2 separate regions of the Homo sapiens genome follow, and region 2 is linked to region 1. Evidence: read pairs that join two places in POLR2A ChIA-PET (ENCODE). Cell type or tissue: A673. All regions are shown on one strand. Each heading gives the region's core, and the rest is flanking DNA. Links, peaks and the distances in the headings are about the cores only.

Region 1 (6,001 bases), core at 606-5,605:
CCGAGATGGGCGGATCACGAGGTCAGGAGATCGAGACCATCCTGGCTAACACGGTGAAACCCTGTCTCTACTAAAAATACAATAAATTAGCCGGGCATGGTGGTGGGCACCTGTAATCCCAACTGCTTGAGAGGCTGAGGCAGGAGAATGGCGTGAACCCGGGGGGCGGAGCTTGCAGTGAGCTGAGATCGCGTCACTGCACTCCAGCCTGGGCGACAGTGCTAGACTCCGTCTCCATTAAAAAAAAAAAAAACAACAAAAAAAAAACCTTGCATTTAGAGTTAGACAAGCCAGAGTTATTCAGGCAACTCCATCTCTTCGCAGGTATGTGATTTTATTTACAGCTGATGATATTGAATATTTACTATGTGACAAATACTATTTTAGGATAAGCAATATAGCATGAAACAAGAGAGTATTTCTAGTCTTATGGAATCTGCATTTGAATACAAGAAGTATCCCGTTAGTTCTCAATGTCTCCATCTATAAATGAAGACAGCATTGCACCTAGGCGTAATGTTGTTTGAATTAATAACTTCTATACTGAACTTAGCCTATCTTCCAGTAGACTGTGTTCACTCAAGAAATGTTAATATTTCTGACACCATAGGACCCATTTTGCTAAATCTCATAGATGGTCAGAGGAGTTTCTAAAATTTTATTTCTTGATTTAAAATGTTATGATTATTTTTCTTTAGTTTTAATCTTCTTGTGACCGAATTTTGCTTTGCTATTTTGATCTGTAGACAATTAATGGTAAGTCTATTAAGAGAAGAAACTTTCTTTTATTTTTCTTTCACCAGCTTCTTTTCTTGAATCACTATACTTTAAACAATAAAAAAATGTTTGTGGAACTAGTTAATAAAATAATAGGCTGTTAAGTAACATTACATATCATTGTGATCTTATTAATTTAATTTTTAGCTAGTTCTCTTTAGCAAGAAAATACTCTTTTAAAAACTTCATTTTGGGGCTGAATTTCAATCAAATCTAAAACTGTCTAGAAGGCATACATCTTAGTCCATTTTCTTTGCCACAGCAGAATACCACAGACTGGATAATTTATAAGGAAAATAATTTCTTTTCTTATAGTTTGGGAGGCTGAGAAGTTCAAGATCAAGAGGCTATTATTTGGTGTATCACTAAACGGCAGAAGATATCAGATGGCAAGAGAGCAAGAACATGTATGTCATCCAATGTCTCTCTTTCTTTTCTTATAAAGCCATCAGTCCTACCATGGGCACCTCACCCTGATGTCCTTATCTAATAATAATTACCTCCCAAAGGCCTCGTTTCCAATCAACATGTAAATTTGGGGATTACATTTCCAACACATACAATTTAGGGAACACATTTAATCCATAACAGCATTAGGTAAAACCATTTGCTGAGAATGTGGCCGCTAGTCAAGCTAGGTGGATTCAAATGACAACTCAGTATTCCAGAAGACGTATGACCTGGAAAAAAATCCTTAACCACTCTATTGCTTTGTTCTTTTCATCTCCACAATTGAGATAATAATATGCTTCATAGAGCTGTTAGGGTTTAATGAAAATATTCAAGGTAGCTCATATAGAACAAAAATAAAGCTAGCCTCACAGAGAATTATTAACATTAACACCAGATGCTGAATATAAAAAATCATATACACTAAACAACTGGATTTATTATACAAGGTACACAATTTATATTTGCCAACATATGTTACAAGTAATGACAAAAATCGCAATTACTTTTGTGTCAACCTAATAAAAGAAATCTTTATGACTTAATCCACAAAGGCTTATATTATACATATAATATATATATCCCATCAAATCCAGAGGTAGATAGTACAGAGCTGCCATGTGGGCTCCAGAGTTACATAAGGAGCTCAGTCTGTTTTCTTTATTTCTGGCCATCTTTAGCCCAAGGTTTCTATGCTCAAAGGACCACATGGCCCAATGTTCCTGCTGAGGCATGAGGCCATTGACATAGAACATATGTAAGATGAAGAGGAAAATAGCAGAAAGGTGTACCTCAGAGTTGGGTTAAGATCTTTTATGAATATTTCCTAGAAGTACTGACAACTCAGCCTCTTATAGCTTAGCAATCTTTCTGTCCTAAAGAAGCTGGGATAATGCCACTCTAAAGAAAATCAAGTTTCAGTCTTAAAAGGTAAGAGACATATTGAATAATCAAATAGCAGGTGTCTTCTGTAACAGGTTTTCTGTTAAAAAAGGATTTAAAACTTAGCTAAAATTAGCTTAAATAGAAAATTATTCAGATAAAATGGAAATCTTGCAACAGGACACAAATTTTAAAGTTTAAAAGTTTAGACTTGTATATACAGCACATTACACAGTTCAACTCTTAAATATTCAGAGCATTTTAGCAACAATTGTCACCATTGTTACAGGCTTTGCAAATAATTTATATAACTACTCATTATGTAGTTTGATCCAAGGTTCTAGCTCACACTGGTAGTCAATTTTCACACCACGCAACTCTAATAGAATGACTATTGCTTAAGTGATAAAATCAGGTAGTTATTTAATATTTACATTATAGCAACATGAAGCAAATAGAACAAAGACATACCACAAACCCAGGAGCAAGAAAAGTTGACATTATATAGTCAGAATTTTAAAATTATCATTACATTATATCATCATCATAATAAAGAGAAAAAGATGTAGAGAGATTTAGAAATGCTGTTCCCCACCATGTCTGTCTAAAATGACATGGCTGTTTTTTTGAGGCAAAATATCAAGAAACAGCTATGGTTACCATGGTAACTATATTAAAAATAAAAAGAAAATGTGGAATGTTTTCAAGTGATAAGTACATTTAAAATGGTCACACCCGCTCACTGAGGAATCAAATATATCTTGAAGCTTAAGCTTAATATTGCAAGAAATGTGTCATTGAATGAATTGTAAATTCTAAATGGTCTAATCTTTCTTAAGGGAAATAAGTTAATTTCATTAGAGGGTGAGAATTGAAATGTAATCATCATAAAAAAACATATTCTGATAGTTGAGTATTTAACTGAAAATTAACCAAAAACAAAATCTTAAAGAAGTGAAATAATTTATCATAAATTGCAAGTTATGTCAACATACCATAAAAATTAGCAGAGGCTCACATGAGCATACTTGGAACTGTACTGCTTTTTCTTCATTTTAAATTGATTATATGGGTAAATTCTGAATGTACTTGCTATAGTCATATCTGCCTTAATAGATTAGATTAAACAACAAACACTGCTTTCAATGCCTGCAACTCCAGTTCTCCCATCCCATTTAATGGCATTACCATTCCTCTAGATACATAGGGCCAAAACCCTATGTTGTCAGTCTGAATCAATTCTCAACAAGCTTCTTTGAGCAAAATATATCCTGATTTCCACTACTATGCTCTCTTTATTTCTAACCTAATTCAAGCTAACAGCAGATCTTCTCTGGAGTGAACTTATCCCTCTGCAAACCAAAAATAAAATCCTAGGCCCTCTCACCATCTGAAGACTCCTCTCAACAAGGGCATTCCAAAGTTAACCTGAAAAACTGGTTCAGGCCATGATGGGAAGGGGGAGCCAGACATGCGTCATTATACCCTCCTCACTTTTGGAATTACAACAGACTCTTTAAATCTGATAAGAAACATTTACAATTGTAAATGTAATCGATTTTCTCTGGAGCCTGCTACCTGGAGGTTTCATCTGCGTGATAAAAACTTGGTCTGCACAATCCCTTATCATAATCCAGACATTCCTTTTTATTCATAATAACTCAATCAATTGCCAATCAGAAAATCTTCGAATCTACCTATGGCCTGGAAGCCCCTTCTTTGAGTTGTGCCACCTTTCCAGACCGAATCAATGTACATTTTACATGTATTGATTGATGTCTCAAGTCTCCTTAAACTGTATAATACCAAGCTGTGCCCCATCAAACTTGGGCACGTGTCATTAGGACCTCCTGAGGCTGTGTCATGGGCATGTCCTCAACCATGGCAAAATAAACTTTCTAAATTGATCAAGACCTATCTCAGATACTTTTGGTTTACACTCCTAAATGATCTTCCTGATTTTCCCCTTCCCTTTTTACAGTCTATTATCCACAAAGAAGCTTGAGCAATCCTTATAGCTTCAAATTAAATCATGTCACTTTTTCTCTAAACTCTCTCATGGCTTCCTGTTGCACTTAGAGTACAGTCCACATTTCTTATTTTGGTCAGCCTCTATATGATCTAGCTGTTATATGTCTATTGAATTTATCCCCTGACTCTAGCAATTGTAATCTGGCAAGATTAGTTTCCTTTTGCCTTTGAGCATCCAAGTTAGTTTTGCAAATAGACCTGTGCACTGTGATCTCTGATTAGGATGATTTTCTCCCCTTCAACTGGCTCCTTCACCCTGTTTACTTTTCACTTAAAATTTCCCAGAAAGACCTTTTTTGCCCTGTCTACAAAAGAATAGCTTACTGTCATTTAGCCACATGACTTTTTCTGTTTTACTTTTCTGATGATATTATAATTATGACTAGCTACAATAATAGTATTTATTTAATTTTTTAAATTAATTTAATTGTTTTTGTCTATGATTATTTGAATGTAAGCTCTATCAAAGTCTGCTGCTTTTACTATTGTCTCTTCAATGTTTGATCACTGTCTGGCATTCATTAAGAATTCATCACACATTTTTAAAAAGATAGATTTTAAATTTAATAAAAATTTTACCAAAAAATAAGCATAATGAATGCTAGAATCTACTAGTAAATGGCAAGATTTATGGTAATTATAATGATATCCAAAAATCACATTCATTTCAGAAATGTAAATTACCTAAAATTTGTATCAAAATACATGTATTAGAAGGAGGCAGAAATCATTTTATCAGTTTTCCGTAACAAATTATTAATGACAAGTTATTAATACCCAAGCTAAGAAAGGATATTGAGACAATAGAACAAGATTTAAAGTCATCAGGAAAAGAAATAACGTTGAAAAGTGAAGCTTAGAGAAGGAATTTGAAGTTTTCCAGATAATTGCTATAGCAAGCCCTCAGAAAACTAAGAGCACTTAATGTGCCAGATGAAAGAATAATGCTTAAAGGAAAGAGAAATTGATGGAAGAAAATAAATAACAGAACATCAGTAAAGAAAAAGGCCCTTTAAATTTCCTGAAGCCATCAGTAGCTTCAAGCAAATTATCCTGTGTTAACTTCTCTCAATGAAACTTTGACAGAGAAACCTAGAAATAACATATAATAAAGTGAAAAATAATTCCAAAATCAATATTAGAACCAAAACAATAAAAATAAAATCTTCCAGAAATTACTGAAGAATAGGCTGGGATGAAAAAGTATAGATCTTTGCTGAAAGCGCCTTTCACTCAAAAAATAGTCTAATAATTTGATATTATTATTCCCCTTCTCCCTATCAGATTTTAATATACCATTACTTTTTAAATCTATTTTTCTTTCTCTTTATATATTTAATTTTTTAGTACATGCTAAAACTATTTTCTAAATCAAAGTCTTGGTTAAAATCCAAGCTCTAGCTCATTCTAGATGAAAGACACTAGACAAATTCCTTCACTTATCTGATAATTTCCTTATGAGTAGAAGGGAAACAATGATAACTCTATCCCATGTTGTTTTTGTCTTAAGTTAGTGTTTCTTGAACTTATTGATTTTAATATCCTTTACACATTTGAAAATTATTGAGACTAAGAAATATTGTTTATATGAAATATATATATATATATATATATATATATATATTTACCACATTGGTAATTTGAACTGAGAAAATTTAAAAAATATGTATGTCTTAATTTATCTAAAACAATAATAAGCCTGCTATGTATTAATATAAGATATATTTCATTTAAAAAACTGTATTTTCCAAAGAAATAGTGAGAAGATTGGCATTAAGTTACATTTTTGGAAGTATCTTTAACATCCAGCTTAATAGAAGACAGCTGACTTTTTGTATCTGCTTCCACATTTATCATTTTG
Region 2 (6,001 bases), core at 694-5,693, 140 kb after region 1:
TAAGCCACTATAGATACTAAGGAAATTCCAAAGTTAAAGAGTTCAAAATGTAGGGCAAGTCAGTGAGAGATAAAGAACGTGTGTGTGTGTGTATGTGTGTGTGTGTACTCTACCCTTTAAAGTTGACAATGGTGGCTAGAGCAATTTGATTAGGAGACAGATTTCTTCTTACTGAGCACTTTCTTTCTCAGCAGTTGGTCTCTAAGGTGCTGAACAAAACTATATTTGAAATAATATAATCCCTACAGATCTGTATAAGACTTTCTTTGGTTTCTGTAGAGTTCTGTGAAGGAATGATAATCACGCTTCTGTTCCATTCAATTCTCAGAGGGATTCTGCGCATTTAGGAAACTTAAATCTTTATCAACCTGACAGGGAGACTGAGAGACAGATACACTGTTTAAAATATAGGCAGGTCCAATTCTAATATCAATTAATTTTTGTACCATATTTTGTCACTCACTTCAAAATGTATGAAAAACAGACACATTTTTATAATCACAGAACTGTATGTAATTGTCCACAGTGCCCACATTTACTACATCTTAATCTTCTACTCAGTTTTCATTCACTCATTCTTTCACCCAACAAAGATTTGTTAACTTCCACTATGTGATGTGCCAAGCTCTGTGCTGAAACTCAAGAACACAGGTAGTTCATTCCAGCAAATGCAAGATACATTTTATGAGAAGTCTTAACAGGTGATTTAAGAGCACAAACGAAGGAGGTAAAAATCAAAGTCAGTGGCTGTAGAGGAGGTGGTGGCATTTTGAATAAGTATCGAAAGATGAAGTACACACAAAAAAATGAGGAAAGGGAGATACAGTAGAGTATGACATGGATGGCCAGTTGCCACTTTTCCCTTTTCTCCCCTCTGTGGAAGCACCATAATTTCTTCCTGCCTCACACTCTTCTCACCATCTCTTAGATGTGAGAGAGATCTTAGAATGATGTTTCCCCTCCATACCTAGTTCACTTTTCCTAGTTACTAATGGCTTAGAATACACTTTATTTCTACAGGGAAAGTATGCCTTACTTCATAGACTTTATCAAGGACTCCTATTATAGGTACTCTATAATTCTTCTTTATGTCCCTTATTACATTTCTAATTATTTGTCTTATTTATCTATAATCTTCCTCAATAAATTGCAAACTCCTTGAAGAAACAGACTGATTGTTTTGTTCCATGCTGTAACCCCATCTCCCGGCTAAATTCACTGGATCATACTAGGTTCTCATTTAAATGTTGCTTAATGAGAAAAAAGAATGTTTGATTACCTAATAATTGAATACATGAATTACTGACAGACACAAAGAATGTGTAAGGAGAGTAACATCTGAGGACTTCAAAGAAGATGTAGTTCAGAGTATGAAGATCTGAGTAATATCTTGAAAGCTAAGTTTATTAATTAAATTTAATAATTCAAACTTTAATTAGATATGTGTCATTATACTTGGGTTTTAGAAGGATCCCTTTAGCAGAAGTGTGGAGAAGAAAGGTAGGAAAAACTAGACAAAATAGTTCAATTATATGGATCTGAAATAAAAAAGTGCTGGGGCAATGGAAAGTAGGGGATGAGTGATTTTGAAAAATAGACTCTAAGAGAAAGAAGAATATGGAAGTGAAATTGTTTTGGGCCTGTGCGGTGAGGTAGAGATTGGTTACAGTCACAAAAGAAGAAATATAAGACAAGGAGTATACTGGGCAAGAAAGATGGTAAATTCAGCATTTCACAGTCTGAGTACAAAGGACTAAGGACCAACTTGCAAGAATGTCAATGCTAAGGCTAGAGTTTTTAAAGTATGTGGATACAGTTTTTAAAATATGTGGGTGGGTAAAGCCAGACTTCACCATTCTGCCTTCTATGCATGTAACAAAAAGACACATGTACCCAATAAATGTATATAAGTAAAAATATTAGAATATAAATAATAAAATAAAATATTTTACAAAAAAAATAAACAAATAAACCCAGGGATTAGGATGACATAATACAGGGAAAAGGTAAAGAGAGAGAAGAGTGCCAAAAACCAAGCCTTTGACTACATCATTTTTTTTTTTTTTTGTAGTTACAATTAGCCTGATATATATACATTAAGTTCTGGGATACATGTGCAGAACATGCAGGTTTGTTACATAGGTATACACATGCCATGGTGGTTTGCTGCGCCCATCAACCCTTCATCTACATTAGGTATTTCTCCTAATTCTAACCCTCCCCTAGCCCCCCCACCCCTCGACAGGCCCTGGTGTGTGATATTCCCCTCCCGGTGTCTGTGTGCTCTTCTTCTTCAACTCCCACTTATGACTGAGAACATGTGATGTTTGGTTTTCTGTTCCTGTGTTAGTTTGCTGAGAATGATGGTTTCCAGCTTCATCCATGCCCCTGCAAAGGACATGAACTCATCCTTTTTAAGACTGCATAGTATTGCATGGTGTATATGTGCCACATTTTCTTCATCCAGTCTATCATTGATGGGCATTTGGGTTGGCTCCAAAATCTTTGCTATTGTGAACAGTGCTGCAATAAACATACGTGTCCATGTGTCTTTATAGTAGAATGATTTATATTCTTTTGGGTAAGCTAGAGGGGATGTGGAGAAATAGGAACACTTTTACACTGTTAGTGGGAGTGCAAATTAGTTCAGCCATTGTGGAAGACAGTATGGTGATTCCTCAAGGAACTAGAACCAGAAATACCATTTGACCCAGCAATCTCATTACTGGGTACATCATATTTTAAGAATTGAGTTCAGTAATTGTAATTCATTAAAGTAAGAGGAGGAGCAATATAGAGATTAAAAGGATATTGAGAATATATATATATAAAAAAAGAAGGAAACAATTGTAATAAGAAAAGTCAAAACTGTTAAATACAAACAATAATAAAAATAGTAATGTCAAAGCACCAGCATCCTTCAAACAATACTAGAGTCTTTGTCACTTTGCCTGAGTTTCTTCTTTTACTGTTTATTTATTTACTCGTTCATGTAATATATATTTATTAGTAGCCTACTACGCACAAAGTATTCTTGGTGGGCAATGAGAATAAATCATTTAAAAGGGAATAGTTCCATCCTTACGGAACTTACATTCTGGTCAGTCATTGGCCTCACTGTGGAAAACATGCCAATAGAACAAATGTTAATTTCTCACAGCATTTAATTTGTCTCCTTTTCTTACCCATGATATGTGATGATAGTAGATAGTTCTTAAAAGTAAATGTCCACACTATTATTCAAAATGATCTCTCAGGCTGGGACTGTGGTCTGAAATGATAGCTCAGGCCGTTCTTCTTCTGCCACTTTTCAAACCAGTCACTCTCAAGATGATTATGCAGACAAAAACCGTTTGCTTAATTCAGTGATGAAAATGCTGAAGTAGCTAGGACCAAGTGCTGACACTTGATGGTCTCTTGCCATCAACCAATACCCTATGAGCATTATTGTTCAACCCCTTGATTTTAGCTAATTATGCAATTATTCAACACATTTGATAGCCATGTCCACTATGATGTCTGATCTGTCATACTGCTATATGAGTGAAAAGAGCTTTAAAAACTCTTCCAAAATATGCTAGACAAACAGATACAAAAAATGAACACCTAGAAGATGCAATGCTGTAGAGAAAACTATTTTTTATGTTTCTGAATTGTTAGAGATTTCTAAGGAAGTTTTACTGAAACTTGGGACCTGTGCCAAAAAAAAAAAAAAAAAAAACAAAAAAAAAACATAAGCCTGGAACTTATGACTGGATAGTGAGCACTACAGAGAGATTTACCCCCTGGGGGACTATGTTTACATTTCAAGGAAGATAAGTCCTGGGACCGTGAAGACAATTGTTGGACTGTAAAGCTAAAGACACTAGTCATTTTCTCCTACTGAAGAAGTTTATTCACTTTTCTGAGTGAAGAACCAAAATCCTTCTCATTATGTCTCCATGTATCTCTCTCTCAGAAAAAATATGGGTGAGAAGGAGGCACAGCTGCCTCTCATTTCTGCCCACTTTTATTCTGTTGGCTCCTCACCTTGAACAGACCCCACTGTGTCGGGGATCACATCTGGTTCTCAACATACTAATGTAGGGCAGGCAAGCTCCAAAGTGGGGCTTAGCCCATAAGGGTTCCTGGCTTTACCCAGGAAAGAATTCAAGGGCAAGCTGGAAGTAGAAGAAAACAGCTTTGTTGAAGAGACAGTGTTACAGCTCTGGCAGGGTTACAGCTCTGTGACTGCTCCAGCAGAGCAGGGCTACCCCATAGGCAGAGAGTTTCAGCTCAGGGCAGTTTTGCAGTCATATTTATACCTGCTTTTAATTACATGCAGATTAATGGGTGGTTTATGCAGAAATTTCTAGGGAAGGGGTAGTAACTTTTGTGTTGTCAGGTGATTGTCATGAAAAGGGGTCATAACTCCTGGGTGTTGCCGTGGCAATGGTAAGCTGTTGTGGCACACTGGAGGGTATTTCTTATAGAAAGTTGCTTCTGCCCTCACCCTGTTTTAGTTAGTCCTCAATTTGTTTCAGTGTCTGAGCCCCACCTCCAGAGTCGAGTCCCTCCTCCTATGTCAGTATCACCACTCCAGAATAAGAATTTGGGTAAAGGGGAGTAAGTTGGTGCAGTTATAATGTGCTCTAAGTAAATAGTAACTTGCTCTGCTCTAGAAACCTCATGTTGACATTCGGGATATTATTATTAAATATAGACATTAAAAACTTAACAGGACAAAGTAACGTAACTGTTTTTGGAAGGTGATGTTAAAACACATTAAATTTAGTGGTCTTTCAAATATCACACATTCAGGTAGAAATCATCAACCCTTTAAAAGGATATAGATCAGTTTTCCAAAAGGCTCAAGTATAGACAATTGTAAAAAAAAAAAAAAAAAAAAAAAAAAAAAAAAAAAGACTAGAAATGAATTGCAGATTAGAAACTATCATTTTGAAAATATAATAAATTATATCTCCTTATACTACTTTTAACTATGCTCCAAATCTTCCACCTGCTGCTTTATTTGAATGAAATTTCTTACTGAGTATTTGGCTTAAACTTTCAAGGAGGGAGAAAGAATGTCTATAGAGAGAATCTGTGACTGCCCAGATTCACACAGAAAATTAAGATTTAATCTAAGAATAAGTAGACTTTATTCAGGTCTCCATAATCCTGTTTCTTCCTCCTAATCTAAGAAAAGTTAGATAACAAATGAAACAATTTTATTTTCTTATTTCATGTAATTTGCTATGTGTTTATAAACTAAAAAGGTCAAATTGTGATTTATGAAAACAGGACTAAATTGACAATTTTAAAATTAGATAGCTATGGTAGTTTTTATGCCATTCTCTTGAAAAATCTACAATTTCTCACTTTGTGAAAGAAGGTAAGATGTATCTTTCATCGAGATGCAGACAGCTACATAAGACAAAATTCTTGCCTTCTGTCAGCGGCTTCCAAATTCTTAAGAGAGAGAAATCTAAGCATCTTCACTCTATACAACTCCTCTGGTTCTATAGAACTTAACCAGTACAGAAGCATAAAATGTCTCCAAAATATAACCTGCAAATAAAGCTGCAGACTCCATTCAAGAGGACATTTATTTTTATCACGAACTTGGGCATTAAAAGAAGCAATTTTTGCAGTTTCCACAACATAGTGATTTTCCCCTAAAACTAGCCTTGGGAAAAGTAAAAGTTTTATCAGAATTAAAGTAGATGTAGGAACTATTTTTAAGGCCAGATTCAGAGTACAACTATCCTAAAGATCAATCAAGAATATTTTCATGAATCCTTAAGTAAAATGCACTCTTCTCTCTCTCTCTCTCTCTCTCTCTCTCTCTTTCTCTCTCATGTGTGCATGTGTGTGTAGAAGATAAAAAATTTTTAAAAAAGCAGTCCTGTGGCTGACTGCCAGAGAAACTCTGCTCATAGTTTAATTTTACAGGGCCAGGTCTGGATTTCTTTGAGACACTGATCTAAACTTGCCAAACCCACTTCTAAGATTTATATAT

What was found. ChIA-PET counts read pairs that join two places held together with the same protein. Peaks named below come from ENCODE experiments on the same cell type or tissue, not always from the same donor. Only the 100,000 strongest peaks of a DNase experiment are listed, where the experiment ranks them.
Region 2: POLR2A ChIA-PET joins it to region 1 with 7 read pairs; 2 of 35 experiments call an interaction of 5 or more read pairs at or near these places.

What each region holds. Positions count from the first base shown.
Region 1 is chr1:194,212,463-194,218,463 of GRCh38, reverse strand. All of the region lies in intron 8 of LOC124904475 (a long non-coding RNA gene), which reads right to left. All of the region lies in intron 2 of LOC107985242 (a long non-coding RNA gene), which reads left to right. Among named protein-coding and RNA genes, the nearest start is that of LINC01031, 910 kb to the right of the region's middle. In A673, for the core only: no CTCF peak of the experiment used is centred there; no DNase peak of the experiment used is centred there.
Region 2 is chr1:194,074,627-194,080,627 of GRCh38, reverse strand. The region is part of intron 5 of LOC124904475 (a long non-coding RNA gene); the gene reads right to left. Among named protein-coding and RNA genes, the nearest start is that of LINC01031, 770 kb to the right of the region's middle. RefSeq lists a silencer at 3,682-3,882. In A673, for the core only: no CTCF peak of the experiment used is centred there; a DNase peak (open chromatin) is centred at 3,787.